Regions from separate parts of the Homo sapiens genome. Here region 2 is linked to region 1. Evidence: chromatin loops called from intact Hi-C (ENCODE). Cell type or tissue: GM12878. All regions are shown on one strand. Each heading gives the region's core, and the rest is flanking DNA. Links, peaks and the distances in the headings are about the cores only. Region 1 overlaps PLCB1 (phospholipase C beta 1). Region 2 overlaps PLCB1 (phospholipase C beta 1).

The links. A loop is a pair of places that touch in the nucleus more often than their neighbours do. Peaks named below come from ENCODE experiments on the same cell type or tissue, not always from the same donor. Only the 100,000 strongest peaks of a DNase experiment are listed, where the experiment ranks them.
Region 2: a loop joins it to region 1, with 5 times the contacts of the local background. A loop is called at or near these places in 5 of 110 quality-filtered maps.

The regions. Positions count from the first base shown.
Region 1 is chr20:8,449,263-8,459,448 of GRCh38, reverse strand. All of the region lies in intron 3 of PLCB1 (phospholipase C beta 1), which reads right to left. It overlaps LOC124900459 (a long non-coding RNA gene), which reads right to left. Exons shown (of 2, transcript XR_007067518.1): 2 at 1-10,186. Among named protein-coding and RNA genes, the nearest start is that of PLCB1-IT1, 210 kb to the right of the region's middle. In GM12878, for the core only: a CTCF peak has its summit at 4,965; a DNase peak (open chromatin) is centred at 4,978.
Region 2 is chr20:8,389,255-8,399,440 of GRCh38, reverse strand. All of the region lies in intron 3 of PLCB1 (phospholipase C beta 1), which reads right to left. Among named protein-coding and RNA genes, the nearest start is that of PLCB1-IT1, 150 kb to the right of the region's middle. In GM12878, for the core only: no CTCF peak of the experiment used is centred there; a DNase peak (open chromatin) is centred at 4,950.

The DNA.
Region 1 (10,186 bases), core at 898-8,897:
AATAAAGGCAGCAGCAATACATGGCAGACTAGGGGTTCAAGCATCTGGTTATAAAAGATCTAAATGTAAAGTAATTAAGCATTCAACTTCAATAATTTATTATTTAAGGACTCGCCAGGATCTATATTAATCCATGTCCAAAGAACAGGATTGAAAAAACATGCTTTCCATGCAGATGCACATTCAGACTCAATACAATTACTATGCAAATGTCTAACGACAAAATTAACTTGCTTAGCCAAAACTTTTCCTCGGAGATGAGTAGACAGATTTCTGTAAATTTAGCTGCGTAAGTGTTTCTCGGTTCATGTTATAACCTATTGTTTTTCTACAAAAATGGATATGAATAAGTACCACCATCACTTTCTCCCCCACAAACCAATCAGATTCCTCAGAAACTTTGCTAAAACCCAGCTTTTAAATTGTCTAATGGCATCAGTATCACCCTGCACCTCTATGTAAAAGTCTGACAAGCAATTCACATTTTATTCTTCATGGCTTTTAATTCTATTGAAATAGGATTTGAACATTTCAAAGTGTAGACACCATGTTATTAGAGTATTTTATGGAGTGTCAAGCTCTGTACAAACATTATTTCATTCATCTGCATGATTTCCTTTCTGGAGTGGGTGGTGTGTTATTATTACTCTTGTTAAGTGGGATAAATTAGCTTGGAAGGTCAGCTTCTTTACTTTAAAGGAAGAACTTACTTAAGAGTCCAGAATGACAACCTCAAATGTCTTTCATCCCAGACAGGTAATGTAAATAAGGTAAGCAGGCCAAATTGAATATGCGATAAAAATGGATTTTGAAAAATTGGGAAATATATGCCCCCAAGTCTCTGTTTCATCTAAGGACGTTGATGTAGCATAGTGGTTAAGAGTGAAGGCCTGGGCAATTTCTTGTTGCAAAGAAGTATGCTTTCTCTTGAAATCAGCACATTTAGGCCTATGGGGAAGCTTCCTTTTTCTACCCATTAAGAAAGGGAAACATAATTTGTTGAAAGATAAAGAACCTAGGACATTAGAATTTTATGATTAAGATGGATGAGGAGGGAATGATCACTTACTGAGATGAAATATTCATGTACTCATTCAAAAAATATTGATTGATCATGAGAGATGAAATATACAAACGGACAATGGCCAGACAATATATGACAACAGAATTCTGAGCACCACCTCTGCAGCAACCAGCTGGAAGCCAAACCACAACCTCTACAGCAACTGGCCCCAACAGTCACGATACAGTCAATGACTGCCAGCTTCCCTATTCTTGGCTCCCTCCTTTCAACTCAGAATCAACCGGAGGAAGCAAGATCTGCTTCCCAAACCAACCACATCAGATGTTCACATCTAGTTAGCTCAACTCCAGCTTCCTCATGCCACAGCGTACCTGGAACCTGCTCTTTGTTTCACTCTAAAGGTTTCCTATCTTTCTGTGTTCCTTTAAGTCTGTGCCAAATGCAACTGATAGTGGTTGATTCTCTTGCAAACTCTAAATAAATCACCTCTGTTCTTGTTCATGTGATCTTCATTTATTTTCACAAGCATATTTAAAAATAACTTTATAAAGTGATCTGGTAAGAGCACAGAGAGGGAAATTCCACAGAGGGTAAAGGCAATGAGACTTGTGCAGGAGACAGCATGCCAGGAGTAGTAAAGGTGGCTGAGGGTGCCTGGAAGGCAAGATGGTGTGTACGTGTGTGTGTGTGTGTGTGTGTGTGTGTGTGTGCGCGCACACATTAGGGGTATAAGTAGGAGATGACTTTGAATAAAGAGACCAGGAATATCATGCAGTTCATTACTTGACAAACTTGGAATTCTCTATCCTAGTAATGGGCAATAATAAAAATAATTAAATAGACGACTGATTAAAATAAGATTTTAATAGGATTGAACTTGGATTTTCTGAAGTGTTACTCTAGCAGTGTGATGGAAGCTGGATGGAAGGTGGGCAATTTAGGAAATCGTTGCTGCAGGCCTAAACATTGGCAGTGGGGAGAGAAGTGAGGACAAAATAAGGAGATGAGAAAGATGTTAAGGACACACAACTGGCATTACGCTGGGTGAAGACAAGCAATGAACTGAGAGTCACTCTGGGTTTGTGGGTGGCATTGTTCATGGAATAACAATAATGAATGATGACTGGTAAGTGGTGGAGGTGGGACAGGAGGCCAAGATGACCCCTGCAAAGCTCATGTTACTCCCATTTGTATGCACCATGTCCCAGGTAGAGAGGGGACAGTGCTTCACACTTGAACTTGCTTCCAGCTGAGTCTCTTACACTTACAAAAAATAGGTGGCCTCATTAGGTAGCCCTTTTGCAGGTGGCATATAAAAATATGTTATCATATAAAAGTGCAGTTGGTTAAAAAATATAACTACCTCTAGAGAAGTCCATGTAAGATGATTTTGGTTAAAATGTGACTGACATGAAGAAATTTGCAGTAGACTCTTTATGTCCCAATCCAAAATTCATATGTTGAAATCCTAACCCCCAAGGTGATGATGTTCAGACATGGAGCCTTGGGGAAGTCATGAGGTCCTGAGGGTGATGCCCTCCCTCCTGAATGGCATTAGTGCCCTTATAAAAGAGGTCCCAGGGAGCTCTCTGGCCACTTCTCCCATGTGAGTTACAGTGAGAAGAAGGCTATCTGTGAGGTAGTGGGCTCTCACCAGACACCAAATCTGCCAGCACCTTGATCTTGGACTTCTCAGCCTCTAGAACTATGAGAAATTAATTTCTGATGTTAAAAATCTACCCAGTTTATGGTGTTTTGTTAAATCAGCCCAGGCTAAAGTGAAGGTAAAATGATTTTTGTTTCCTTTTTTATATGTGCTAAATCTATATTCTGTACATCTTAATTTTATATTGAAATTTATTTATTTTTCTCATAAAACTTGTGTTTATTAAAAGCAGGAAATACACCCTTTAAAAGACCAACCTATTTCTTTACTGCTACTCTGCAATGTGTAAAGACAAAAAAGAAAAAAAATTCCCAAAAACCAGTGCTACTAAACAAACTAACAATTATTTCACTTCTCAATGAAAAATAAAATACTCACCCCAAACTTTTCACTCGCAATTCACAGCAAAGATCGGAATTTACTTAACACTGCTGGGTACAAGCACATTCACCATTTTTTGCTCATGCCTATATCATCTCTCCTGTAACAAGCTTTTGGAGGGCAGGTCATTCTTCAAGACACTATGTAAGGACAAATACTAAAGAATTTTTCTTAGTCGTTGTATGCTAAAATAGTAGTGTGGTGAGACCTACAGCAAAATCTTATTATTTAAAAAATAATCACTGTGATAGCATGCTAAGTTATATGAGATCATTCATAATATGTTCCCCTTGGCTAATTTGAAACCAAATCTTTGATTTTCTCTGTATCAAGCATCCAAGCAAGATCAGTCATTGATTAAACCAGAACACGTATTCCTATAATTTACTGCATGGTTTTGATTATGATGCGAAAGCTTTGATTTTGCTGTACACATCATTTTGATTACTGCCCCTGCCTGATTACCGTCCTTGAACACAGATGGGAATTAATACTCAGCACAAAGATAGGAGCCTATGGAGGATATAGGAAATCTGCGTAAGCATCCATTTGTGTGACGCTGGGGAGTGAGTGGCTACAAAAGGATAAAGTTGGTCATGGCCACATCCTCCTCACATTCTCCCAACCATGTGCTCACACAGCCACAGAACTAAAAAAGACTACTCTCAGATAATCCCAACCAAAGTCTACTAAGAGGTGGGTGCAGCACACTTAGAAGAGGAAGAATACTTAACATGGTGAAACCCTGTCTCTACTAAAAATACAAAAAATTAGCCGGGCGTGGTGGCGGGTGCCGGTAGTCCCAGCTACTCGGGAGGCTGAGGCAGGAGAATGGCGTGAACCCAGGAGGCGGAGCTTGCAGTGAGCCGAGATTGCAAGACTGCACTCTAGCCTGGGTGACAGAGCGAGACTCCGTCTCCAAAAAAAAAAAAAAAAAAAAAAAAAGAGGAAGAATACTTGTAATAATAATTGTTATATATATCTCATTTAATGGTATAGCAATTACCTTCCAGATACTTCCAATTGACCAGTATTTTTTTTTTTTTTTTGTGATGGAGTTTCTCCCCTGTTGCCCAGGCTGGAGTGCAATGGCACAATCTCGGCTCATCGCAACCTCCACCTCCCAGGTTCAAGCCATTCTCATCCCTCAGCCTCCCAAGTAGCTGGGATTACAGGTGTGTGCCACCACGCCCAGCTAATTTTGTATTTTTAGTAGAGACGGTGTTCCTCCATGTTGGTCAGGCTTGTCTTGAACTCCTGACCTTGATCTGCCCACCTCGGCTTCCCAAAGTGCTAGGATTACAGATGTGAGCCACCATGCCCGGCCAACTAGTACTCATTTTAACAAAGTTCTTGATTCCTCTTCCCCAGGTTTCACCCATTCATTCATTCATTCATCCATCCTTATATTCAAGAAATATGGATCACCTGTTGTATACCAGACCACGTTCAAGACATGTGAACTAAAAAGCAGTGAACAAAACAGATAAAAATGCATGAAATATACATTTTAGAAGAAAATAAAATTGGTAAGTAAAATATATAATATGTTAGATGGGGATAAATACTATAGAGAAAAGAAAGGCATGACAGGGAAACAGAGAAACAATGCAATTTTTAAAAGGCTGCCCAGGGAAGGTCTGAATCAGAAGGTGACATTTAGGAAAGACATGCAAGACGGGAGAGAGTGAGCCACACTGGTGTCTGCAGAATAGCATTACAGACGTAAGAGTGGCAGTCTCCACAAAAACACCATCACTCACTCGGATGCTCAGCCCAATAACCAGTGAGTCATCCTGACTCGTTTCTTTCCATTCGTCATCCAATCCATTACCAAATTCAGTCAGCTTCATCTCCAAAATGTATCCCAACCACTTCTCACCAACTCCACTAGGGGCTCCTGTTGTCTACCTAACTGCTCTCAAGACCATGGTCTCTGGCCCAGAGTCAATTCCCCACATAGCAGCCAGTTTGATCTTTTAAAAACACATGTCATTTTACTCCTTGAAGCACATGCTTCAAAGACAGCCATCTCCCTTGGCATCAAGTCCTGACTCCTCATCATGGCAAAGGTGTCCTGGATCCTGGCTACTTCTCCAAGGCATTTCCCAGCACTGCCTCCCATCACTGACTCTGCTGCAGTCACATGCCTGGGACATTTCAGCCTCAGAGCCTGTATTATTAGTGAGCTCGGGCTGCCATAACAAAACACCACAGACTGGATGGCTTAAACAACAGGAATTTATTTCCTCACAATTCTGGAGGTGAGAAGACCAAGACCAAGGTGCCTTCAGGGGTGGTTACTGGTGAGGCCTCCCTTCCTGACGTGTAGACGGCCACCTTCCCCTGTCTCCTCACATGGCCTTTCCTCTGTGTGTGCACAGAGTGAGTGAGCTCTGATGTCTTCCTCTTCTTAAAAGGACATCAGTCCATGGGATCAGAGCCCACCCTTATGACCTCATTTAACCTTAATTACTTCTTTAGAGGCCTTATTTTCAAATACAGTTACACTGTGGGTGAGGGCTTCAGCACATGCCTTTTAGAGGGATACAACTTAGTCCATAACAGAGGTTTTGTATATGCTCTTCCATCTGCCTGAAATACTCTTCTTCCAGATTTCTACATGGTTTATCCCTTTATTTCATGCAGGTAAGATGCTTTCCTTGAACACCCTCTGCAATATCACTACTCTCACTCTGTTCCTCTCTCTCTCTCCCCTTACCCTTTGCTATTCTTCCAGCCACCAAACTCTTTCTGATATTATATTATGTAGTTAATTGTTTATTTACAGTCTGAATTCAAGGAGGCAAGGACTTGTTTCTCTTTTACATCCCCAGGCCCTAGAATAGTAGCCCACATATAGCAAGTGTTCAGTCCACATTCATTGAATGAAAATTCTCACAATAATTCTACCAAGTAGGTACTATTAGCCCCATCATAGGAAACTGAGAATATCGAGGACCATAGAAGTTAAATAACTTGACTTGGCTTACTCAGTCAGACTCAGGATTTAAATCCAAGTCTATTTACCTCCAAAGTGAATACATGGTCCATCTGTTATCATCTCTATCCTTCACAACAGTTCTGTGAGGTGGCTGCAGGAGATACTGTTATTGCTCACCTTCCACTGGAACCCATGGGACACTTTGGTGATATGAGGAGGAGAACTCTGAGACTCATGGCCGGGGGCCTCTTGCCTAAGTAGTGCAGTGAAAGAGTAGTTTTTGGAATGAGCATGTTAGGAAGGATGCGATGCCAGAAACAAAGTTACAATTCCAAAGTTGAGTTATCACATTCACAAAGAAGTAGATAAGGAGAAGAAACCATGATGCAAAGTCAGGCAGGGTTCAAAGAGAACTGATTTGTACCTACGTTTAAAATAAATAGAGGAGAAATTCTCATAGCTGGAATTCTGGCATCCATGTCAGCTGGTGTACTCAGGGACATTCAACCAGGCAAGCAAACATGGTGTTGTTGATGATGAATCATTATAATGCCAACGTACTTTCCATCTTGCACACTCTACTCACAATCCCTCCCAAAGTCCTACAGTTGTTTACTCACAGTGTTCCTACCAGAATATCTTTCCTCCAATGTATTCATCTGGTTAAATCCTATTCATCCTTCAAAATCCCAAATCAAATATCATTTCTTCTCTTTGGCTTTTTCTGTACTCATCTCTTTGGACAGAATCAAATGCTTCTTTTGCAGGGATCACTGAGCGCTATTAATAGAACCTTTCTGTACAACCTGGCTCTATTCTAGCACACAAATCATTATTTGTTTTAGCTCACTCTCTCTTCAGTGATGTTCTTCAAAAACAGCACCTACATGTTATTCATCTTTCATCTCCAGCACAAAAGCATATGCCTAGCACTTTGGAGAAAAACAATAAATGTTTGAAAATTGAACTACAATTTTCATAGGAAGACCTTGATGACAATTAACTAATGGCAGAGCTAAGTTTTCTCCTCAAAATCTCAGTGCTTTTCCAGTAGACCATGTTGCATCTACTTGAATCATTTCACCATATATTCTCACATGGCTAAAAAATTCCTGGGAGTGTCCTGATCACCTTTCTTTTGAACTTTTGGTTTTAGCAAAAAGGTAAGAGGCTGAATAAAAATTAAAATTGAAAAAAAGTTAAAAGGAATAATCTCTTCCTATGAGAAAATGCTTATTTCTTAGCAGAGGCATTGGAACAGAGAATTAAAAATGAAAATGGAATGATGCCTTGCAAATTGAAGCTCATCTGAGATACAGTTGTTTCATAAATATTAGAAATTTTTAAAAACATTCAGAATCAACATTGTTTCAAATTTTCCTCACAAATCTCTCAGCTATTTTCATTTTAAAAATAGGAAAGAATTCCCTAACTGGGTTACAGACAACTGTGCAATGAATGTCAAAACTAAAATAATTTCCTCAAAGATCTATACTACAGGTTTTTTTTAGATGAGTGAAATAAAGAAGGAAAGCAAGAAATAAGGAGGAAAAAAGGAAGAGAGGGAAGAAAGAAGAAGAGGGAGATGGAAGAAAGAAGAAGAGGGAGATGGAAGAAAGAAGGGAGGAAGGAATGAACAAAGGAAGAAAAGAATGAAGGAAAATAGAGGCAAATGAAAAGAGAAAGAGAGTCCTAGGAGGGGAGGAAAAAGGAGGAAACGAAGGGATGAAGGAAGGAAACAGCTCATAAGAGGTTTAAAATACTTACCTGAAGAAGGCAATCTGGGCCGGGTGCAGTGGCTCACACCCGTAATCCCAGCACTTTGGGAGGCCGAGGTGGGTGGGTCACTTGAGGTCAAGAGTTTGAGACCAGCCTGTCCAACATGGTGAAACCCCATACCTACTAAAAATACAAAAAAATTAGCTGGGTGTGGTGACGCCCACCTGTGGTCCCAGCTACTCAGTAGGCGGAGGCATGAGAATCGCTTGAACCCAGGAGGCAGAGGTTGCAGTGAGCCAAGATCGTGCCACTGCACTTCAGCCTGGGTGACAGAGTGAGACTCTGTCTCAAAAAATAAAAAATAAAGAAGGCAATCTGAAAAGGATTCACAGGATGAGTCAAAAATAAATCTATTTACCATTTTTATCCAAATGCAAATTGTTATTTTTTCCTTTGAACTAACTCTTTTGTGTTTCTTATTGCAAGGACAGAGTAAATTTTTAATGGGAAAATAACTTTGTGACATGGACATATATAGGCATAGCTGAATATGGAAGTGATGAATCAATACCGTGTGGCTGAAAAATGAAAAATGTCTTATAATCCATGAAAAACAAATGTACAATCTATATATTATTGTAAAGATTTAGCATTCACCCCACTACTGTTATAGTTCTTGAACATGGACAGCAGTTAGAATCTTGCCTTATTTTGCCAATTTGTGCATATTTTTCACTGGTACTGCATACAAATTTGCCAAATGTTTTCATCAGGTACAAGCCTACTTTTTACAACTTAACAGTAAATTGAAGAAATCCAGTGTGGAGAATTGTACTATTTGGTGTGTTTTCTAACTCTACAGTACTTTCACAAAAATTTTGTTAACTGTCCAGGGTAACATTAGCTTCTAGGAACCAGTTCTTCTTAGCCTAATCTTACTGAGTTTGTCATATGTAATAAATGGAGGATGGTAGAACCACCCAAATAAAATCTACAAAGTATACAATCACCGATAGATGCCTCGCTAAGTACAGAGTCCTTAAGAAGAGATCATGCTTTCATTACAAGGTTATAGAAAAATATATTACTTACTCCAGTACTCTGCTTGAAGCACTGATCAAAGCTACCTGGATGTTTGAGGAGCAGAGATTGAAAAAAATCAGAGACAAGAAGAAAACAGCAGTACAATGGTAGAAATCTCACGTGAGAATTGTGGGTAAATCCACATTCCAGCACTGCCCTGTTCTTATAAACAAAATGTTACCTAAGAATGATCCAACTGATGGATGTCTCTACCTATTCACTAATTTCAGAGACTGACAAAAAAAAAAATGAAAGAAAAATTTATGTGATGGCTTTGTTCATTCAATAAAACTTTCCCTATATCAATGTAGTTGTTATACTCCATTCAAATTAAATATCAGGTATTGAAATAGATGAAAAGAGACTTCGTGTGAAATTTTTCAAGAGAAATGAGAATTTAATCATTTCACCTGCAGTCTGAGACTTATCTAAGACCACAAAGGAAATTAATAGCAGAGCACTTCCAGGAGTAGGATGGGAGGAAGCCTAGGAAAAATGATCTTGAAATAGTCATGCTAAATCATTAGGCTTTCTGAAGACTTCAACGGGGTCATGCTAATGTGTGGTAGAGATTTCTCTTATTTTATTGAATAATTGAATTCCAAAGAACAAATTTCAATATACTACCATTAGCTTCTATTATATAGTTAGAGATTTAATGTCACAGAAATATTCCCAAATACGCCTAGGTTTTATGACCATCAACCCCATGGTATGATGGACATTATAGTCCATTAGTAAGATTATGCCTGTAACTACATAGCAGTAACGTGTGTGTTCTTTAAAAAATCTTACTTTGACTCCTCCCCAAAACAGCACTTTGGTCAAGGACTTGAGGGCAGGAAGTTTATTTGGGAGCTGATCCTAGGATGCAGAAATGAGGAGCATAGACAATGAGATAGGGAAGGAAGATGTATTAGAAGAACGCAGGAATGAGTTTCTTACCACTGTGTATTGAGTGGGGGGCTCACCCCTGTTAGGGACACTCTAAGAAACGATTGTAGTATGTGCCCCGGAAGTGTTCTCCTTCGGGACAATGAGGGTCGGAGTTTACCCGGAAACCATCCCCATCATTCCACTGGTTGAGGGCTGTCCTTAGGTAGAGTATATTATTCTCTCTTAATTCTGAGTTGCACCTGCCTGCTGAACGGTCTTTCAGATTCTCTTCCCTCTCCTTCTTTCCCACATGCACTTGAAGGAAGCGGGACACTAGCGATAGGCAATTAACTGTCTACAGCACTTGTGCTGAAATCCAGAGTGCCAAAGAAATGTGGTGTGATGAATCACCAGCGTCTGCTACAGAGAAGCAGGATGCTATGGTAGCCAAGAGTGTTTAGTGTCAGCTTCACGACACTGCTTCAGAATATCT
Region 2 (10,186 bases), core at 693-8,692, 60 kb after region 1:
GTACACATGGAAGGAAACATTATATATGAAAAAGGTAAGTATTTTAACTCACCTAGACAAAAGTTGGACTTTTTGATAAGTAGTACAAAAGATAGACTTTTAAATAAGTGGTGTTGGCACAACTGGATTGCAAATAAAAAGAGATATACAATTGGACTTTTAAATAAATGTTATTGGAACACCTAGATACCAGGATAGGGCAAAAGATGGTCTGAAAAAAATAGTGTTGGGACAAAAGAACGGTAAGTTAGAAAAATAAAATTGGGTTCATACCTCATGACAAACAAACAAAAAAAACCTCCAAGATGCTCCAAGATCTAAATGGAAAATCACGAAGTCATACTAGAAAAAAAAAAAGAAGCTATAGGTGAATTTTCTTTATAAACTAGGCATGAATAAAGACTTACTAACTGTGACTCAAATGCCAAAAGCAATAAGATAAAATATTGATAAATTGACTAGATAAAAATAAAAACAAAAACTTACAAGGCAGAAACAACATCAACAACAGCAACAAAAAAACACCAAAAGCAAAATCAAAAGGGAAAAAATAAACCGGGAGAACATTTTTGCACCTCTAGGGTACGATAGAGAGCTAATTCTCCTGATATATAAAGAGCTCAAAAAAACCAAGGGGAGAAAAAAAGGACGAAATACCAGATGAAAAAAAAAAAGTGCAAATTATGCAAATGAGCATTGTGCTATTAAGTGAATGTTTGTCTCCCTTCAAAATTCATATATGGACGCTTAAACCCCAACGTGATAGGGCGTTGGAGGTAGGGACTTTGGGAAGTGATTAGGCCATGAGGGTGGAGCCCTCAAAATGGGATTAGTGTCTTTGGAAAAAGAGACTAGAGAGTCAACTCTCCCTCTCTCTGCTTTCCCCTATGTGAGGACTCAATGAGAATGCAGCCAACTGCAAACCAAGAAGTGGGCCCTCAGCAGACATGAGATTTGCTGGCACCTTGCCCTTGGACTACCCAGCCTCCAGAACTGTGGGTAATGTTTTTATTTCAGCCACCAGTCTATGGTAATTTGTTACAGAAGCCCAAAGTGACTAAGACATATTTATAATTTGTTATAGAAGTCCAAAGTGACTAAGACATATTTATGTATATTAAGACATATATTATGACATATTAAAACATATGACATATATTTATTAAGACATATATGTGTGTATAAATACATATTTATATATGTTTTAGAAATATATGTATGTATATACATGCATGGTCCTTAAACATGTGAAAGGAGGCTTAGTTTCATGCATAGGTAAGAAAAAGGTAAGTTAAAATGTATTGATCACATTTCCTGTCAAAGTGGCAAAAATAACAAGCTTAACAATACACTTTGTGGTGAGACTGTGTGAATAAAGATTCTGTAATACACTGCAAGGGGGGTAGAAAATGGTAAAATCTAAACAAAGAAAAAGTCTATGAAGATGTTAGCAAAACAAACAAATCTAGGAATTTATCCTGAAACTGAACTTTTGCATATGTAAAGGAAGGCATTTAAAAAAAAAATTGTAGCCTTATGCATAATAAAAAATAATGGAAACAACCTAAATGCTCATTCACAGAAGACTGAAAAAACTACAGAACCTCCATATAGTGGAGCAATATGCAGCTGTACAAAAGAATGAAAAAGATTCCCATGACCCATATGAAGAGGTATTGACGTTATATTAAGTAAAACAGGCAACCTATAAAAGCACATAGATAGAATGTTACATTTTGTGTAAGAAAGACTGAGGCAATTTACATATATTTTGAAAAAACTGGTGTCTCAATTCACTGGGGAAAGATGGACTTTTTATTAAATGAGATGAGAGGACTGGGTAGCTAGGTATGGGTTTGTGTGTGTGTTTCCTTATTTTTGTAAACAGAAACATGGTAAGGAAAACCAGAAGGTGGGTAGGAATAGGGTGGAAGGATATGGATGAGAGTGACTTCCCTGAGCATTCTTCTTTATATAATTTTGAATGCTGAGGCAAAGGAATATTTTATACTTTCCAAATGTAAAATTGATAAAAGCAATAGAGCATTTTAATCTCTAAAACTGAACGTAACTATAAATATATAAATCTAAGTGTATAGCAAATTAATAATATAACTCTATAGAAAATAATTTTAATAATCTTGGAGTATATATTCTTAGTGAAGCATACAATAAGGAATAAAGATAATTGCAAAGAAACGTTGGATTTTCTCTAGTGGACTTGTATTAGTAGCAACAGTATTTTTATTCTAGAATTATTTTGTGTAGACTATGACAAAGAAGTGAATACATTAATGCAGTAAGGAATCAAAATTGCCACTATACAAAAACAGATATACATGAAAGAAGAGGAAATGAGGAAGAAACCTGTGATAATGGATTGAATTAGATCTATTTGGATCTGTAATCTCACTGCTAGGATTACAATTTGAGGCATTACCAAAGAATAAAAACGCCAAATGAAGAAGAGATATCTGCTTCAGATTTACCTATAATAGCAAAAATAAAACAGAAATTGTCTACTCAAAAGTAAATAGTAAGTAGTTAATATGATTTCCAATCAATGCATTATTATTCAGCTATACAACTGATAAATATTAAAAATATTTAGAATCATGGCCATGCTTACAGTGTCATGTTAGATGAGAAAACTTTAATATGTTACGTATGCAAATATATAGATGAACACAGTTTGATCTTTGGGAAAATAAACAGACGATTGTGTATATCTGGAATTACTAAACCACGAAGGCAACTTATTTAGTTGAATTTTTTTCAAAGCAACTTTTTGTGTTAACAGTAGCATCAGATGTTGACAAAATTAAAGACTCACTTGCTGTTACTCTTCCCACCTTGTTTTTCAACTGGACTGAGCAACTTCCCATTTTTTTGAAATTGAACCTTTATTAAGGCAATAATTCAGGACTGGCCTCTAAAATAATTGGTTTTTCTCTTCTCAATCATACAACCGAATAATTTATTTAAGGCCAAGGACACATAATTCTAGTGTTGCAGTGTAGTGCTAGGATTAATAGTGCATGAAATTTTTGCCACATGCAACTAATACCAACTAATGCCATTAAAGCAATATGTTTTGGTTGGATTAAAAGAAATATTTTGAATCCCCTTGGATCCACCACAGATTGAATTTCTGTCCTTGAGTGAACGTTGCCACACCTTATTAATTGAGGTAAAGATGCCATCAACACAGTCAGATGATACTTCTGAACTTTCAGCTCCCCACTTCTGTAGTTATATGGTTTTAGATATATGATTTATTATCTAACATCTTGTTGCCAGAGAAACAAGCTCAACTTACAAAAGTAAGGCATGATTCAGCTCAATATATTACTTTTCTGTTACAACTTTGTAGTTTCTCTGTTTACAATCTAAACAGGGCATGAATATTAGTAAATTACAAGCCGAATATTTGAGGGACATGATTAAAAGAAGCTTGATGAGTTTCCAGACACTTGGAAGAGTTGTAAGCATTTACCAGGAATAATTTAGAATAACATGGTACAGTTAAGTATCAGGGGAAAATATATTTACAGAGAAGAGTATCCATCTATTATGACTTTCTATATTTTATAGTCTAGAATAACAATTTGTTTTTTTTTTAAAATGGGAAAAACAGATTTCTAGTCACACCTTCACAGTATTTCAAATGCTCTACAGTATCCTTCAAATAAATTATTTGACTTAAGAATTCTCAACTCAAACCATGAAATTTTGAGCAGCTAAGCATAAAATTAAATACTGAGTCTAGTTCGCTATTACTTACACAATTTATTCTTTAACATACTTTCTCAAAGTTTTATAAACCACCAACTCATGTGAAATATCCCACTCAATCATCTATTTTTATTTTAGATATTCTAAGAGCTATTCCTTTTCAATATTATGTATAGATAATTTATTTGAAAGCATTATTGACTTTAAAATTGTGTAAACTTAAAATTTAATTTTCCTTATTCAGCCATTCCACATTCTTTGGTATATGTGTAGGACAGAACTAATATAAGAGATCTTAAATTAATTTTATTTAGATTTTCATCTGGTATCCATAAGTAATAATATGTAGACAATGCCTTCTAAAGAATCTTTAATCTTCAAACAAAATTGCAAGCAAATTGATTAATAGAGAAGCATGTTTCAGAGACCCATAAAATAAAATAAATGTCTCATTAACTACTGCTTTCGACAGTAGAGATTTATCTATGGCAAAAATAATAAAGTCAATAGGTGTTCAATTTCCCATATTGTTTGTATGTACCTCAACCAAGGAAACTTCTTTTTAAACTCTTACTAAATTTATTTATACTAAGGTACTATAAGAATCAAGGAAAATGTAATTCATGCACAGATACAAAATGACTAATTTCAACTAAAGAGAGTCAAATTTAATTTTTAATTAACATTCATAGAAAGAAAAATTGTGTTTGCTAAACAATTTTAACCAGGTATTACAAATCTTGAAATAGTCTAGGAAGAAACGATTTAATTTAAAAGTTTAACATGACCTTACTATTTTTGAAATATGAGTGATGCTCAAAGCTTTTGAAAAATATTGTTAAAGATACCATTAAAAGTGAAAACTTTGCCAGATAGAAGCCTATATACTATAGATGGCAAATGCAAATACCTAAAGAAAAACATTGAGAATATGGATGATGCAACCAAGAGTTTAACTTGTCAAATAATGGCACAGCTTCAAGCCTATTAAACATATGCACTAATGGCCTATAGTTTTAAGGATAACAGTAACTACAACTTACAGATCCCCTATTATGAAATATATGTTATGGCCTTTAGTCCTCACAATAACCCTGAGAAATAGTACTATTAACTTCATTTTATGGATGAAGAAAGCAAGACATGAAGTTAAGCAACTTGATTGTGACCACATGAGTAATACTGGTGGAGCCTCTTAACCACTGCTGTTCCCCAGTGTGAGGATACAGAAGCAAAGCCTCACTTTCAGGGCATAAAAGTCAACTCCCATGAACCAGAGAATCATCAGACTTCTTTCTTTCTGCACACACACACCAGGAACCGAAAAGAAACTATGACTATTAAAAGTTATTGCTCCCTAAGTAAGTTCTACCACTTTTAATCTAACCTCAATTCAAGGTTTACCTTGACTTAAAATCCTTCCACAAAGGCCAAGTAGTACCAATTTTATATAAGTCATAAGATGTGAAACCATAGAAAAATAGGCTCTAGAAATAGTTAAGAGTGGACAGAGAATCTCACTCTAGTGGTACACTAGGCATTAGGCTTGTCTAAATGCCAGCATAGATTCCAGGTGCTATGGGAATAAATGAAATTCTTGTGTTTTGAGTAATATGTGGGCAATGCTGATGGTTTTCTGTCATAAGGTCTCAAATTAAAAAAATTAATTAGGTGGGAAGAATGCAAATAGTAAACTTTAAAATTCAAAACATCATAATATAATACAAGACAAAATTCAACATTATATTAATATTATCAAGATATATGAAAAAGGCCTTTCTGGTTTAGATCACCTAAGAACCTGTTCTCTAAACATCTTTAATAGGATCTGCACTACTGTGAAGACAAGCATCACTCATAAACTGGTGTTCTAGTTTATTAAGTGTGGTTAACTTCATAATAAATGGCTTTTAGAACATTTATATTAATCCTATGAGATGCTTGTGACCAAGAGACCCATAGTTAAAGAAAAAAGAAAGAAGTGACACTAACCCATGTCCAACACATCAAAAGCTGTGAGAAATCCTGCAATAAAGGAACCCTTAGCATTTCCCAAACTTATTTGACCAGTCACCCAGGCCGGAGTGCAGTGGTGCAATCACAGTTCACTGCAGCCTTGAACTCTGGACTCAAGAAATCCTCCCGCCTCAGCCTATACTGAGTAGCTGGGAGTATAGGCAGGCATGCACCACTGCATCCACCTATATTTTTTTTAAGAGATAGGGCTTTGGGTCTCAAACTCCTGGCCTCAAGCAATCCTCCTGCTTCGGCCTTCCAAAGTGCTGGTATTACAGATGTGAGCCACCACACCTAGATGACATTTTTATAGCATCTATTAGTATTCCAAGGAACTCACTTGGAGAAACAGTGAGTTTTGGTTTTGATAAAGTATTCTATATACCTGAGGAAAAAAAAATACAATAACTGTTCACAGAGCTATGCCCATTCATGGCAGGCAGTGATGAGCAAATTCTTCTCTCAAGCCCTCTGTTCTTACCTGAAATCAGTAATTCTTGGGTATAAATATAAAAATCAAGCAGCATTTGAGTACAGAAGTACCAGGTGGCATAGAGAAAATGTATTAGGTGTGTGAGGAGAATTTTCTGATCTTTTAATCTCAGTGGTCTTGTCTCACCTTTAAACACCAACAAACATACTGTCTAATTAGTTAGGTTATTCCATCTTCTTGAAATCTCTATGGACATTAATTTCAGGAGTTCCGGAAAACTTTATTTCATCATTAACAAATATCTGTTAAGTGGCAAATATGTTACTATCTTAATTGCCACTTTTCACATAAGATAAATGCCATAGATAGGAATTCTTTCATCTACGAAAATACCTACTATGGGTCATGTATCACATCCAAAGGCAGTGATATAGGATTTCACTTTTTTATGGTACATTGAAGGAATTTAAGAATTTTCAGCCATTTCCCATTCAAAGAAGACAAAACACAAATTTCTCAGAATAAACTGGTATACATTCCTAAGTTCCTTCCACTCTACCCAACTTACTCACAAATTGATATTACTATATCACACATTATGGCTGGCAAATCCATTTGAGAGATGTATATCATTTAGTTCTCCCAATAGCTCCATGATGGATACAAATATTACCTTTAGTCCCCAGGGATCATCCTGCTTGTCTCTTTCATTTTTTATGAGGAAGGTGAGATTCCTAAAAGATGGTATGACTCTACCCAGGTTATTCCATCAGCTGCAGTACCCAAATTAAAAACTAGTATCTTAGTCTATGTGTGCTACTATAACAAACAGACCGGCCAATTTATAAGCAAAGATCTGTCAGGTGGGAAATATTTACAGAAATTTATTTTCCACAGATGTGAAGGCTGGGAGGCTCAAAATCAAGGCGTAGACAGGTTCCGTGTCTGGTGAGGGATGCTCTCTGTTTCAAGGTGGCATTTCGAATGCTGTGTCCTCAGATGGGCCAAGGAGGAAGGGCAAAAAAGACTGAACCTTGAGTGAAATCTCTTTTATAAGGACCTTAATCACATTCATGAGGGAGGAGTTCTCATTGCCTAATCACCTTCAAAAGGCCACAACTTTAAATACTATTGCATCGGCGATTAAGTTTCAACATGAATATTGGAGGGGACGCAAACTTTCAAACTATAGGAACTCGCTGCTCATAAACTGGACAGTGCCCAGTTTATTATGAGTCCTAAAGCTGAAAAGGAATTGTAATGATATACTCCATATTTTCAGAGAATATTCCCATTTCAAAATGTTTCTTTCGTTAAATTACATCCCAGTATTTTCCCCTGCTGGAACATGTATCAAATTACATGCCACATTAGTTTATGACCTAATCTCCAAAATTGAGGAAGTTCAAGTAATATATATATATGTGTGTGTATATATATATATATATATATATATATATATATATATATACACACACATATATATATATATACTTCATTATTTACCAGTCTCACAGAACATTAAGAAGAATACACTGAAAAGTGAACTTAAGGCCCATAGGGAAGTAAGTAGTATCAAACATTATGATTTATGTCTTGTTACCAGTTAAAATCCAACTAGCAAGACAAATCAATACAGCAAGTATTATCATTCACAGGGAAACCAATAAACCTTCCTGGGTTCTCTCAGCTAATAAGTGCACTGGAGTTTGAATCTGGGTCTCTCTGACCCCTAACCTTGTTATTCCATTTCAAAACAGTGCTTTGGATTTTGCTTCAATGACTTCATAGTGCAGAAAAAGATACCCGCATGTTCTTAACTGAAAGTAAATTGCTCTAAAATTATTTTGATGGTTGGAAAATCTATTTAACTGTTGGCAAATCTAGACAGTTTTCTAAATAAGAACTGTAAGTCTTAGTACAACAATATTGCTGTGATAGTTCTCTGGGGGTAGGTGTTTGGCTGCAAAGAGAAATATGCCTCAAGTTCATTTTTCTATAGCTAATACATAGAAGTTAGATTTTAATCAGTAGGTTTAAATGCCACAGCTACAAAAGTATAAATCTCTTATACATAGATTATAGTGACAATCTATATATATAAATATAGATTATAGTGACAATCTATATTAGTGCATGGAATTCTATGGTAAATAGGTAAATTATGCCTATTTAACTTGCTTTTTCCCACTACATCACATACATGTAAGTTATATATTTTATTTACTTAATAATGATGGCAAAATGCATTTAGACAAACAATGGATGTGACAATTGTGTTAGGTGCCTTACGTGCATTTTGTCATTTAGTCCTTACCGCAACTAGATGATATAAACATGGCGATTATTCCTGTAATTCAGATGAAGAAACTAAGTCTCAGAGACATGATATAACTTGCAGGATTATACAGCTTGTTATTGGTGTTGTGGCTTGGCTTTCTGACCCAAGAGCTTGTGACCTTAATAACTATACTCTTATAGGCACTTGCAATACACAAAGACACATACTGGGTGCCCTGGGGCATGCAGAAATTAGTGCTGATAATGCCAAATCAACATATTCTGTACTAAAGCCACTCTGCAAAAGCAATTGTGTATTTCTGAAATGATTCTGACTATGCAGTTTTATCCACATTGACCATTGTATTGATTATAAAGAAAAAAATCTACTTTTCTATATTAAACCAACAGCAAAATAATCATACACTGCTACTCCTTATAAAGAAGCAAATCCTAAGCTAGGCTTTGTAATGTAATGAGGGAACACTGTTAAGGGCTGACTTGTGTCCCCTCAACATTTATATGTTGAAGTATTAACCCCCAGTAATTTAGAAGGTAATAGTATTTAGCAATAGTGCTTTAAAGAGGTAATTAAGTTAAATGCATTCATGAGGGTGGGCCCTAATGCAATACAACTTGTTCCTTATTAGAAGAGGAAATTAGGAATAGAAACAGAGGGAGGACCACGTGAAGATGCGGGGAAGGCAGCCATCTGTAAGCCGAGGAGAAAGGCCTCCAAAGAAAATAACCCTGCTGGCACTTTTGTCTCAGACTTCCCGCTCCCAGAATTGTGAGAGAATAAACTTCTGTTGTTTAAGCTTTAAGCCACTTAGCCTGTGGTACTTTGCTGTGGTAACCAGAGAAGACTGATACAAGTACCGTGGTGTACTTCTCTACATTAAGTATAGTGGTCAAGTTTAAGGAAAACTTGACTGAAAAGTGGTCCTTTTGACAAGCATATTTTGTAGGAAAATTCTCAATGCTTTTCTGTGTAAAATCTCTATTTTCAAAAGAGAAATCATCCATTTAAGCTGGTACTCTTTTTACTTAGACGAATGGTTTTGAAACTTGGTTGAACACTGGAATCTCTTGGGAACTTTAAAGAAAATATCAGTGTTGGAGCCCCACAGCAGACATTTCAATTTAATTGATTGGGGTGTGGCCTGCACATCAGGATTTTAAAAGCTCCCCAAGTGCTTCTCATATCTCTATATTAGAACCCATGATTGAAAACCCTGGCTTAGAGAGCAGTTCACTATGTAGAATTAATTTAAGAATTTAATATCGGATATGTCCACAAGATGGCGCATTATTGCGTTTAAAAGAATTAAAATTGAGAAATGTTTCCCAAATGCAACTATGTACCATTGCATGTAGAACAAATTGGATTTACGTTGAAATTACACCAGACAGGGGCAATGATAAAAATGAGTCACAATCTTCTGAAAAGACCTGGGTTTCATTAACTCATGGTACTAATTCTGTCTTCAACAACAGGTCCACTCTGGGCCTCCGTGAGAATGTTCTTGGCTGCCAGGCCTTTCACCTACTATTACCCTTGAGCAGAACCGTGACCTTTCCCTTACCTTCTCTACAACCTCTCCAGGTCCTTTAGAACCCTTTGGCAATAAGGTAATAGGACAGATGCTGGCCATTATAAATGACATAGAATCTTGATTCAACCACACACATATGCAGTTCACTGTATTTTACAAATGGACA